Linked DNA regions of Homo sapiens: region 1 is linked to region 2. Evidence: chromatin loops called from intact Hi-C (ENCODE). Cell type or tissue: PC-9. All regions are shown on one strand. Links, peaks and the distances in the headings refer to the core of each region. The heading gives the core; the rest is flanking DNA. Region 1 overlaps TNKS1BP1 (tankyrase 1 binding protein 1). Region 2 overlaps LOC105369309 (a long non-coding RNA gene).

The links. Peaks named below come from ENCODE experiments on the same cell type or tissue, not always from the same donor. Only the 100,000 strongest peaks of a DNase experiment are listed, where the experiment ranks them.
Region 1: it touches region 2 in a loop (18-fold over the local background); 1 of 110 quality-filtered maps calls a loop at or near these places.

Annotation. Positions count from the first base shown.
Region 1 is chr11:57,309,073-57,314,384 of GRCh38, forward strand. It overlaps TNKS1BP1 (tankyrase 1 binding protein 1), which reads right to left. Exons shown (of 12, transcript NM_033396.3): 5 at 3,462-4,817; 6 at 1-1,484. Among named protein-coding and RNA genes, the nearest start is that of TNKS1BP1, 13 kb to the right of the region's middle. RefSeq lists a silencer at 2,199-2,408. In PC-9, for the core only: no CTCF peak of the experiment used is centred there; a DNase peak (open chromatin) is centred at 2,459; H3K4me3 peaks cover 1,654 bases; H3K27ac peaks cover 2,347 bases.
Region 2 is chr11:57,114,047-57,119,413 of GRCh38, forward strand. All of the region lies in intron 6 of LOC105369309 (a long non-coding RNA gene), which reads right to left. Among named protein-coding and RNA genes, the nearest start is that of LRRC55, 65 kb to the right of the region's middle. In PC-9, for the core only: CTCF peaks have their summits at 2,728 (motif pointing right) and 2,937; a DNase peak (open chromatin) is centred at 2,825.

The sequences.
Region 1 (5,312 bases), core at 1-5,000, 190 kb after region 2:
CCTCCACTTTCCAAACAGCCGGTCAGGTTCATGTCTCTCAAGCTCAGGCCACCTGACCAGCCCATCTGTCCCACGGCACTCTCCCTGGCCTCGCTCGAGCCCCCAGAACCCACACAGCTGGACACTTCCAAGTTCCTGAGACCCAGCTGGTCAGTCCAGTCCACCGAGCCAGCTGTGGTCTTCCCAGGAGGCACAAAGTGACCACCTTCCATCTTGCTAGAAGGGCTAAAGCCAGCACCACTCACTCTGTCGTTGCCAATGATGCCAAACTGATAGCTCCTCTCACTGGCCTCGATGCAGAAGTCCCGGCTCCAGTCCTGCTGCCCTGGGCTAAATGCTGCCTCTCGCTGGGGGCCAACACTGAGGCTAAACTCACCGACCCAGCCTCGCTTTCCCATCTCCCCATCTTCCAGGTCAGCACTGCCAGGGCCCTGAGCCCCTGCCTGCTGTCTCTCCTGATGCCCTCCCACCTCCTGGCTAGCATCACTGTTTTGCCAGCTGCTCTGGTCTCTCTGCCCGAGTGCCCCATCCGGCACGTGGGCAGTGCTAGGACTGAACAAGCCCCCGGATCCTCTCTCTCCTGGCCGGCCAGCATCCCTGCTGCCCTCTCCAAGGCTGTCTTCCACACTTGGAATCTTCTTCTCAAATTCCTCATCCTGTTGCTGGGCTTCCTCGGGGCTGAACCCAGAGCTCAGGGGTCTCGTTCCAAAGCTTCTGTCCTGGGCGTCAAGGGTCCTGGAGCTGCCACCACTGCTGTAGTCCCTTATCCAAGCGCTCTTCCCAAACTCCTGTTCCTGTGGCTCCGCAGCCCGGCTGCCATAGGTGCCGAGTGACACATCTCTCTTCTGAAACTCCCAGTCCTGCTCATCGGCATCCTGGCTGCTGTACCTACCATGGTGGTCCCTCTTCCCCAAATCTTGGCCCTGCTCGTTGGCATCTTGGCTGGCATAAGCACCCAGAGAATCTCTCTTCCCAAATTCCCAGTCCCCAAGGCTTACATCTCGACTACTGTAGGTACCCAGTGAATCTCTCTTTCCGAATTCCTGGTCCTGGAGTTCTGCATCCCGGCTGGAGTAAGTGCCCTGGGAATCCCTCTTTCTGAACTCCCAGTCCTGAACATCTGCCTCCTGGCTCCGCTGAGTGCCAAGCTGGGCTGGCTTTCCAACTACCCGGTCCTGGGCTGTGAGCACCCCTGGGGCAGACACTTTACTCTGGTCTTGGCTGCTGCTGGCCTCCATCTCCTCCTGGCCGATGCCACACCTGCTGGCCCACTCCCTGGTGCTCCCTTCCCCTGCTCCTTGCCCATACTTGCTGGTCCAGTCCCTCTCTCCGAGACCTGGGTCTCCTCTAGGGCTTGCACCCCCAAGGCCATAGTCCTGAGAAGCACCTTGACACCAGCTGGAAGGACTGAAACTGCTGGGCTGTGGGTCTCCTGTGATCCCAAATTCACTCTGCAGATCTTTCTGGGACCAGCCAAGGAGTCCCTGGGAATAAGAAAAAAAAACAGACAAAGAAACAACGATTAGATTCCATCAGGGTGGGAGTCAATCCAGCAGAGTCAGCGCTGCCTAGTGCCTGAAAGCCCCACTTTGGCAACAGAAAGCTGTGTGACCTTGAGCAAATCACTTAACCACTCTGGGTCTCAGCGTCCTCATCCTTAAACGAGGATAATTCCTATTGCATGGGGCTGGTGTGAGAGGATTAAATGAGATCATTTAGACCAAGCACTCAGCATAGTGCTTGGCATGCAGTGGGCACTCAATCGATGGTCCCATGGTCATGTTTACAACTCTTGGGCAATACTTGGCTAACAGCCAGGAGAGGAGTGGTCTTCACACAGGAATGGCAGGCAGTGCACTTTCCTTTTGATTAGGAGAGGTCAAGATTCAAAGCCTCTCTGCGACTTCCCTTGCAAGGCAAGGTTCCAACACCAATGACAGCTTTTCCAGCCCGTCCTCCCCCATGCCCCATCTGACCCCCATCCTCCTATAAGTACCCAGGCCCTTCTTCCCCAGCCAAAGTGCCGTCTGCTCAATCTTCCCCAGGAAGACCTCTCAGCCCTCACCCTGGCCCAGGAAAGACAAGAGGGGCAGCCTCTGGCACAGGGGAAAATCCCAGCCAGGGCTTCTTGCACCCCACCCCCCACCTCACGCTCCCTGACTCACCCTTGTGGGCGGGAGAGCCCTGGGCTCAGGGCTTCGGAGCCGGCCAGCCTCATCCCTCAGCGCAGCGTTGGCCAGCAGCCGCTCCAGGATAGACATGCTGGCCTCCCCATCCCCAGGCTGGGCCATGGCCCCCCGCCCCCAACCCGCCTTGGGGCTGCTGGGTGCGGCCAGCCGGGCGCAGGGATAGAGCTGGGCTGCTACCCGCGCTGGGACCTGTCCGACGGCTCTGGCGCTGGCTCTCCCTCACCCTGGCCCTGCTCCCTCCGGAGCAGCTGCAGCTTGGGCAGCCCCGCCCAGGAGCCAGTTGAGTCACCCACATCCCGGGACAGACACACCTACTACAGGAGTCAGCTTAACCCCTTCCTGCTCCTCCTTCTCCCCGCCCCGCAGCCCCCAGAGGCCCCCTGGCTCCTCCTTTCCTGCAGCCCCGCCCCTTGCAGCCCAGGCCCGGCTTGAGAAATAAATTTCGAAAGCCACCTGGCCCCCGGCCCTTAAATTCAGAGGCAGCCTGGTAGGAGAAAGGGCACTGGGCCGGGAAACGGCGCTGGCCCGGGCCCAGCCACCAACTTGCTGGATAACTGCACAAGGCTAACCTCCTCTGAGGCCCAGCTGCCTGTCTACAAAGCAGGTCTGGAGCTCAATGTTAATAACGTTTGTAAAAGCCAACACTTCTTAAGCACTTAGGATGAGCCAGGCACTATTCTTAGCACTTTAGACATTACAGCTCATTGAACCCTTGCCAACACCCTTGGAGGTAGAACTCATCTTGTTATCCACATTTTACAGATGTGGAAACTGAGGCAGAGGGCAGAAAAGTCACTCTTTTAAGGTCACACCTGGGCAAAGGAAAGCAGAGCCAGGAGATGAACCCAGGAGCCCACGCTCTAAATGGCTACACTATTTTGCCTTGAACGATATTCCCATAATGAGAGACTGAATACTCAGCACCTGCCACGCACTGTGCCGAGAGCTTTCCACCTCGATTTACCCACAATATAACTCTAAGAGGCCAATGCTACTATCAGGAAAGCACTCTGAAGCCCAGCAGTTAAGGTACGTTCTTCCCAAGACCAATCAGCTAGCGATTGCTGGAGCTGGGATAGAGCCTCACACGAAACCCCACACACACACCGTCCTGTGTGGCTCTGCAGAGCTACAATCTGCAGGTCCACAGCTGCCTTGCTCACTACCACAGCCCAAGCTCTCGACATGTAAAATCCATGTTCAAAGAATGAAGCCCACCCAAGCCCTGGCCTCTGTCCCCAGAAGTCCCATTCTCCCTATGCCCATTCTCACCTCAGAGCAGGTACTTGGGGACTGTGTGTCCTTCAGCTCAGCTCCAGCTCCCCGCCTTGCACCGCCACCACTGGGTGGTGGTGAAGCCAGGAGGTCGTCCAGCCAGCGGGAGCTGCTTTCAGGGCCTGGAGGCTCGGGGGATGCCCTACACAAGTCTTGAGCCTCTGTCCTGGCTTGGGTGGTCTCAGCCCGGGCTAGGGTCACGGCCTCCTCCTCAACAGGCAGTGCCTGTCCAGGCTCAGGGGCATCAGCAAAGAGAACACAGGGCTGGTCAGGGGCTGCTGGCTGCTCCTGCCCCAGGACTGGCTCCAGGATGGGCAAGGCTGCCTCCCTGGTAGCCAGGGGGAGAGGGGACTCCTGTCCAGCCAAGGGCTCCTGCGACTCGTATCTCTCCTCTGCCTGCTGCAAAGGTAATCCAGGTGTGCCCTCAGTTGTAGGCAGGGGCTCAAGGGGAACAGCTGGGAATTGAGGTTGACTCTCCCCATCGCCCTTCTGGGTGAGGGACATGCTTGGATCATCCCCCTGCACCCAGGAACTTCCTGACCCACTTGGAGCTGACCCAGCCCCTTGCCCCTGCTGAGACACTCCTTCTTCCCTGCTGGAAACGGCCAAGTTGCCAGCCTCAGCAGCCTCGGCGGCCTCACTGGCTTCAGTGATGGGGGAGGGAGGCGGGGAGTCCAGCCGCCACACGCCCAGACCCGAGGGCCTCGTGGGGAAGGTCCATTCGAAGGACTGTGATAAGCTCCAGTTGGACTCTGCCCCAAAGGGACGATCCAGGGCCAACTGGCTCCCCTGGCCTTGGGGCAGGGCAGCCAGCGAGCCCCCCAGCTTCTCCTGGTCCTGACTGGGTGACTGGAGCACACCTTCAGAGAATCGGCGCTGAACCAGGCTGGTGGGGCGGAGGTGTGCGTCACCCTTGGCCTCCTCCTCCCCGCCAGATGGAAACGTCCGAGTGAGATCCAGCAACTCACCCACCTCGATCAGGGGCCGGGGTGAGGTGGCAGGGGGCTGATCCAGGCTATGGGGCTCCAAGACCTCAGGGGGTGGGCTGCTGGGTCTGGGGGCCTCTGGAGCCCCCTCGGCAGGGAGCCCCGGGCTGGGGGTGTGGCGGGAGCCCTCGTCAGGCAGGGCTGCACTTGGAGCTGATGGAGTCACAGCGGGGCAGGGAGAAGCCTGGGAAGCTTCAGGAGTCTGGGCTTCCAGAAGCTGTGAGTGGCAGGGAGAACTCTTATCAGGCGGGTGAAGATGGGGAGAGCCAGGGCCTGAGCCTGAGGCTTCTGCGGGGAGGCCTGGGCTGGCAGGGCCTCCATTCTCTGAGGAGGGGGCTGGACTTGAGGGAATCCAGGGCTTGGAAATCTGCAAGAGAAAGAAAGGTCAAGATCCGTCACTCACCTCTCAGCGGGGCGGGGAGGGTCCCCTCCGACCCCACACAGACCCCAGGTCAGCTTCTCCCAGGCTGGGAGGAGGCAACTGGAACCCGAGGGGGTCCTCTTGGGATAGCTGGGAGGGGCCCCACAGACGACTCAAGGCAGGACTTCTCACAGAGCCCCCTTTAGACCTTCTTCCCCAGAATGCGCCTATCCTTATTCACAAAGCATAATTCCTTTCGTCTCAGGTGGTTGGAACCCCTCACCCACTCAACCCAAAGCTCATGTGAGGATCTCCTCAGAGGCCACAGTTCGGGGTCCATAACACCTGCTTTATAAAGGGAAAAGGAACATTGTGAATCTGGCTCTTGAAGCACCTCAGCATGTGGGAGTCGTGAGGGGAGAGAGGGTTTCGCGTCCAAGCAGGATTCGAGGTGCAGTGCAGCTACAGAGCAGCTCGGGGGAGTGGCTACAGCGTGCAGGG
Region 2 (5,367 bases), core at 278-5,277:
AAGACAATATCTCCTTTCACATATGAATTGACCAAATTCTAATGAGCTTAAGAGATTTGTCCAACACCGCTATAGCATTTTGGCATCAGAACTGTTACTCAAGTCTCCCATTTTTATTATTATATTATTTATGGTTACAAACCAAAATATCCTCTAGGGTCATCAGTGAAATGGAAGGGATGTAAGACCATAGGTGATGGAGGGGGCTGTGACAAACTGAAGGACTCATGCCTCATTTGAGGGGAGCATCCGATATTCAGACCTAGCCAATTGTTGCCATAGAACGGGGTCCAGTGTTGCCAGATCTTCTTTTTTTCAAAAGAAAAATAAACCCATAAGTTTATGTGAAATATTCTGGATTTTAATACTAGCAAAATAAAATGTATTTGATGTAATATACTGGGCATCCTAAACAAAATACTCATATACTAGGCATGGACTCTAAGGCCCCAGTGTGCCATCTCCACACTGCACTGAGCTGCTTCTTTCTACACAACCCAGACCTATGGAGAGACCTTCCCTTGTTCCAACAACCAGCACTCAGGCAATCCTGTAATCCCCCTGTAGTTGAGAATTGAAAAATTCAATAAAACACAATTGCCTTTTAAGAGAGACACTCAGCTCTCCAATTGCTTTAGAATCGATCGACCCCCCACTGCATTAAGTTCAGCTCCCACACAGGCTATGGTAACTCTTATGATCTCACATAACAGAAAACAAAACTCTGCAAAAGTGGAAGAACAATTTTTTTTCCAGGAGATAACAAAGTACCACTTATACAAAGAAAGAAGACTGGATCTTATTTCTGGAGAAAAATGGCACCAAAGTTTCTACTTTCCTCCCCACTGTTACAACTAATCAGTGTATGACAACAGAGAGACTCGCCTAGCATTAGACTCAGAGGAGTTTGGTTTGCAGTCTGGCCCTTGCTCTTGAAGCTCCATGATCTCAAGTAAGTAGAACCTGTTGAGAGCCTCAGTGTTCTCATGGATAAAATAAGAAGAAAGTCTACCTCCTCCCAGGGCTGCAGTGAGGAAGGGACCAGGGAAGAGGCAGGTAGAAGGGCTTTGCCACCTGTCATATACCACACCAGTGTTAAGAGTTGACAATAAGTGGGGCTAACTGAACTTCGTTATTCCTGTGAACCTATTCTAGGTAGGAATGCCTGGCCCTGAATTCCTCTTCTGGACTTGAATGTGGTCCAGTGGAATTGCAAAGTCAGGATGAGAATTAATTTCTCATCATAGAGAAGAGAAATCCTATTTTTGTACTCTAGAGCCTATTTATCTAATTTTTACCCCCTCACTCTCTTCTGATATGGTTTGGCTGTATCCCCACCCAAATCTCAGCTTGAATTGTAGTTCCCATAATCCGCACGTGTCATGGGAGGAACTTGGTGGCAGGCAATTGAATCATGGGGGCAGTTACCCCCATGCTGCTGTTCTCATGATATTGAGTGAGTTTTCATGAGATCTGATGGTTTTATAAGGATCTTTTCCCCCTTTTTTGCTCATTCTTCTCCTTCCTGCCACCACATGAAGAAAGGCGTGTTTGCTTCCTCTTCCACCATGATTGTAAGTTTCCTGAGGCCTCCCCGGCCCTGCAGAACTGTAAGTCAATTAAGCCTCTTTTCTTTATAAATTACCCAGTCTTGGGAAGTTCTTTATAGCAGCATGAGAACAGACTAATACACTTTCTTATTCAAATATCAAGAAAGAGTCATAGGTTTTCCCCATTACTGATTCCCATCAATTTCTCTATAACTTCTCGAGAGCACCACTTGATGTCTACTAGGCTCTTACAGGTACCATTCTCTGCACTTACTTGTATTTATTCATTTGATTCTTACATCTAAACAACTGGTCTAAAACCCACTGCTAGAAAGTAATAAAGTCGGGATTTGAATTCTGTTCCTCTGGCTTCAGACCCTGAGCATTTAGCCACAATAATACATTATTTCCCCCTCCATGCACTGGAATCTGCTTTTGCATCTACCATTTGTTCATTCATTCACTCTTTTGACAATTCTAGACTGAGTGTCTACAATACGCCATACCCTCGTGAAGCTTATATTCCAAAGGAAAGAAAAAATGAATAAATTAAATAAGTTAAATATATATATACAGTAGGCAAGCTAGTAATCAATGCTAAGGATAAAAAAATTAAACAGGTAAGAGAGCTATGATAGCATGGGCAGGAGACTAGTCCAACAGTTGGAATGTGGGATCTACAGGCAGTTATAACAGTCAGGGGCTCAGCACCAGGCACAGAGTGCATACAAACCAAGGGAACATGGCAGACTTGTAGGAAAGAGACCCAACCAGTATTAAGCCCTGACTTTGTGCCAAACACAACATGTACAACATAAGTTGTCTCATTTGCCTTCTATCTTATTCACCTATGGTATCATTATATCAACTTAACAAGCCAGAATTTTTAATAACTTTGTTATTAATACTAACATGTACCAGGCCAAGTTCTTAGCACTTTGCATATATCTTATTTGAGCCTCTGAGGAAGGTATTGTTATCCTTTCTCATCAAAAATGAAATGAAGATAAGGGAGTTTACTGAGTTTACTCAAGGTTACCCAGCCAGCAAGTGGCAGGGACAGGATTCAAACACAAGCAGGGTTTCAAACCCAAATGTCTTGCTTCTAAACTAAATAACCTGCTGTATAGAGGTCAGTAAACAAGGATCCCAGCTGGAAAGCAGTGTCAAGAACATGGCAGCAGGTGGCAGCAAATGTATTAGTCTGCCGGGGCTGCTATAACAAACCACAGAATGGATGGCTTAAACCACAGAAATGTATTTCTCACTGTTCTGGAAGTCCAAAATGAAGGTGTCTGCGGGTTTGCTTTCTTTGAGACCTCTCTCCTTGGCTTACAGACAGCTGCCTTCTCACAGGGTCGTCACACAGCCTTTCCTCAGCACATGCGCCCCCGGGTGTCATTCTCTCCTCTTATAACAGCATAACAGCACTAATCATATTGTTCTTTGTTGTTGTTATTTTTTTTTAGACTGAGTCTTGCTCTGCTGCCCAGGCTGGAGTGCAGTGGTGTGATCTCTGCTCACTGTAACCTCCACCTCCTCCCAGGTTCAAGCAATTATCCTGCCTCACCCTCCCAAGTAGCTGGGTAATTTTTTAGCCTCACTAATTTTTGTATTTTTAATAGAGACAGGTTTCACCATGTTGGCCAGGCTGGTCTTGATCTCTTGACCTCAAGCGATCTGCCCACCTCCACCTCCCAAAGTGCTGGGAGTACAGGTGTGAGCCACCGCACCCAGCCAGCACCAGTCATATTGGATTAGGGCCCCATACTTATGACCTCCTTTAACTTTAATTACCCCTTTAAGGCATTGTCTCCAAATAAAGTCACACTGGGGGTTAGGGCTTCATCATATGAATTTTAGGGGGACAGAATTCAGTCTATAACAGCAGGTAACAGAACTCCAGTTCCTTCGGGAAGAGGAATGAGATGATTGAGAAAATGGAAGTCAAGATGCAACCTTATTATAACTAGAGTACCAGTTCTGGCCAGTGGGAAAGTGGAGATGATGGAGTAGGGGTGTGAGATGAGAGTGAGCAGCAGGCTTGCCCTGAGTCACCTACTGTATGATCGAGAGCGCCTTCAGTGTGCTGAGGCTGGAGGTTATGCCCTCGGTGTCTTACCCTGCAGTCCTGCAGTAGGAGGCAGGGGTGTGGGCACCAGAGCTACTGGGCAGAGAACGAAGAAAGTCATTTCACTGCTGTAGGAGCAGCCAGCTCATGGCTTCTCTCTAAAACTGGTGTACAATTTACAAAAAACAAAAAAAAAAATCAACCCCATAAAAAAGTGAGCAAGGACATGAACAGACAGTTTTCAAAAGAAGACATACAGACATACATGTGGCCAACAATCATATGAAAAAACAGCTCAACATCACCGATCACTAGAGAAATGCAAATGAAACCACAATGAGATACCATCTCACACCAGTCAGAATGGCAATTATTTAAAAAGTCAAAAAATAACAGATGCTGGCGAGGTTGTGGAGAAAAAGGAATGCTTATACAATGGTGGTAGAAGTGCAAATTAGTTCAACCATTGTGGTAAACAGTGTGGCAATTCCTCAAAGACCTAAAGTCAGAAATCCCATTCAACTCAGCAATCTCATTACTGGATTTATATGCAAAGGAATATAAATCATTCTATTATAAAGACGCATGCACACATATGTTCATTGTAGCACTATTCACAATAGCAAAGACATACTCTCAACCTAAATGCCCATCAATAATAGACTGGATACAGAAAATGTGGTACATATATACCATGGAATACTATGAAGCCATAAAAAAGAATGAGGTCATGTCCTTTCCAGAGACATGGATGGAGCTGGGGGCCATTATCCTCACCAAACTAACACAGGAACAGAAAACCAAATACCACATGTTCTCACTTACAAATGGAAGCTAAATGGTGAGAACACACGGACACATATAAGGGAACAATAAACTCTGGGGCCTTTTGGAGGGTAGAGGGTGGAAGAAGGAAGAGGATCAAGAAAATCAACTAATGGTTACTAGGCTTAATACCTGGGTGATGAAATAATCTGTACAACAAACCCCCATGACACAAGTTTACCTATGTAACAAACCTGCACTTGTACCCCTGAACTTAAAAGTTAATAAAGAAATAAATAAACTGGTGTGCCTATTCCCATCATTAATGAGCTCTACTTATTCTCTATACATCAGCACCATCCTCTATAACTTGTGTGCATGAGTGTATATGTATCTATCCATCTGGGAGTGGTAAGCAGAAAGAAAGAAAGAGAGAGAGGTAAATTATGTTAAAGAAAGAGAGGAGGAGAGAGAATAAAAATGAGAATCACAAGGGGAGGGAGGGAGAGAAGGGGGCATCCAGGGAATGAAGATCTATGGGGTTGGACCCCATGCAGAGACCCTTATCCTTGTATAGTCGTCAGGTGCCTGGCAACTGAGGAATCCAGGAGGCTCTATAAGCAAGGCTGATTTTCTTGTCTGTGGGCCTGAGGATATCTAATTTATAAAGAGTCTAGACCAGAGTTTCCCAACCACTCTGCCTACCTTAAAGCAGCCAGGCTGGATCTGAGCAGCCAAAGTCCTGAAGCATCTACCAGGATGCCAAACAAATGTTAATTCTATTCATGGAATAGATAGGCCATGGAAAAGGTTAGGGAGCACTGCTGCAGACCAGAACTTCCCAAATGTGTGAAAAGAGGGCTCCACAGTCACTTTAGAAAATGCTGTGTATTGTATACCACTTTGTGAATATACTCACAAAATGCAGCAGCATAATAAAGGCTCTGAGAAGCTCTCAGTTTAGGGAACAAGGTAGGAGAC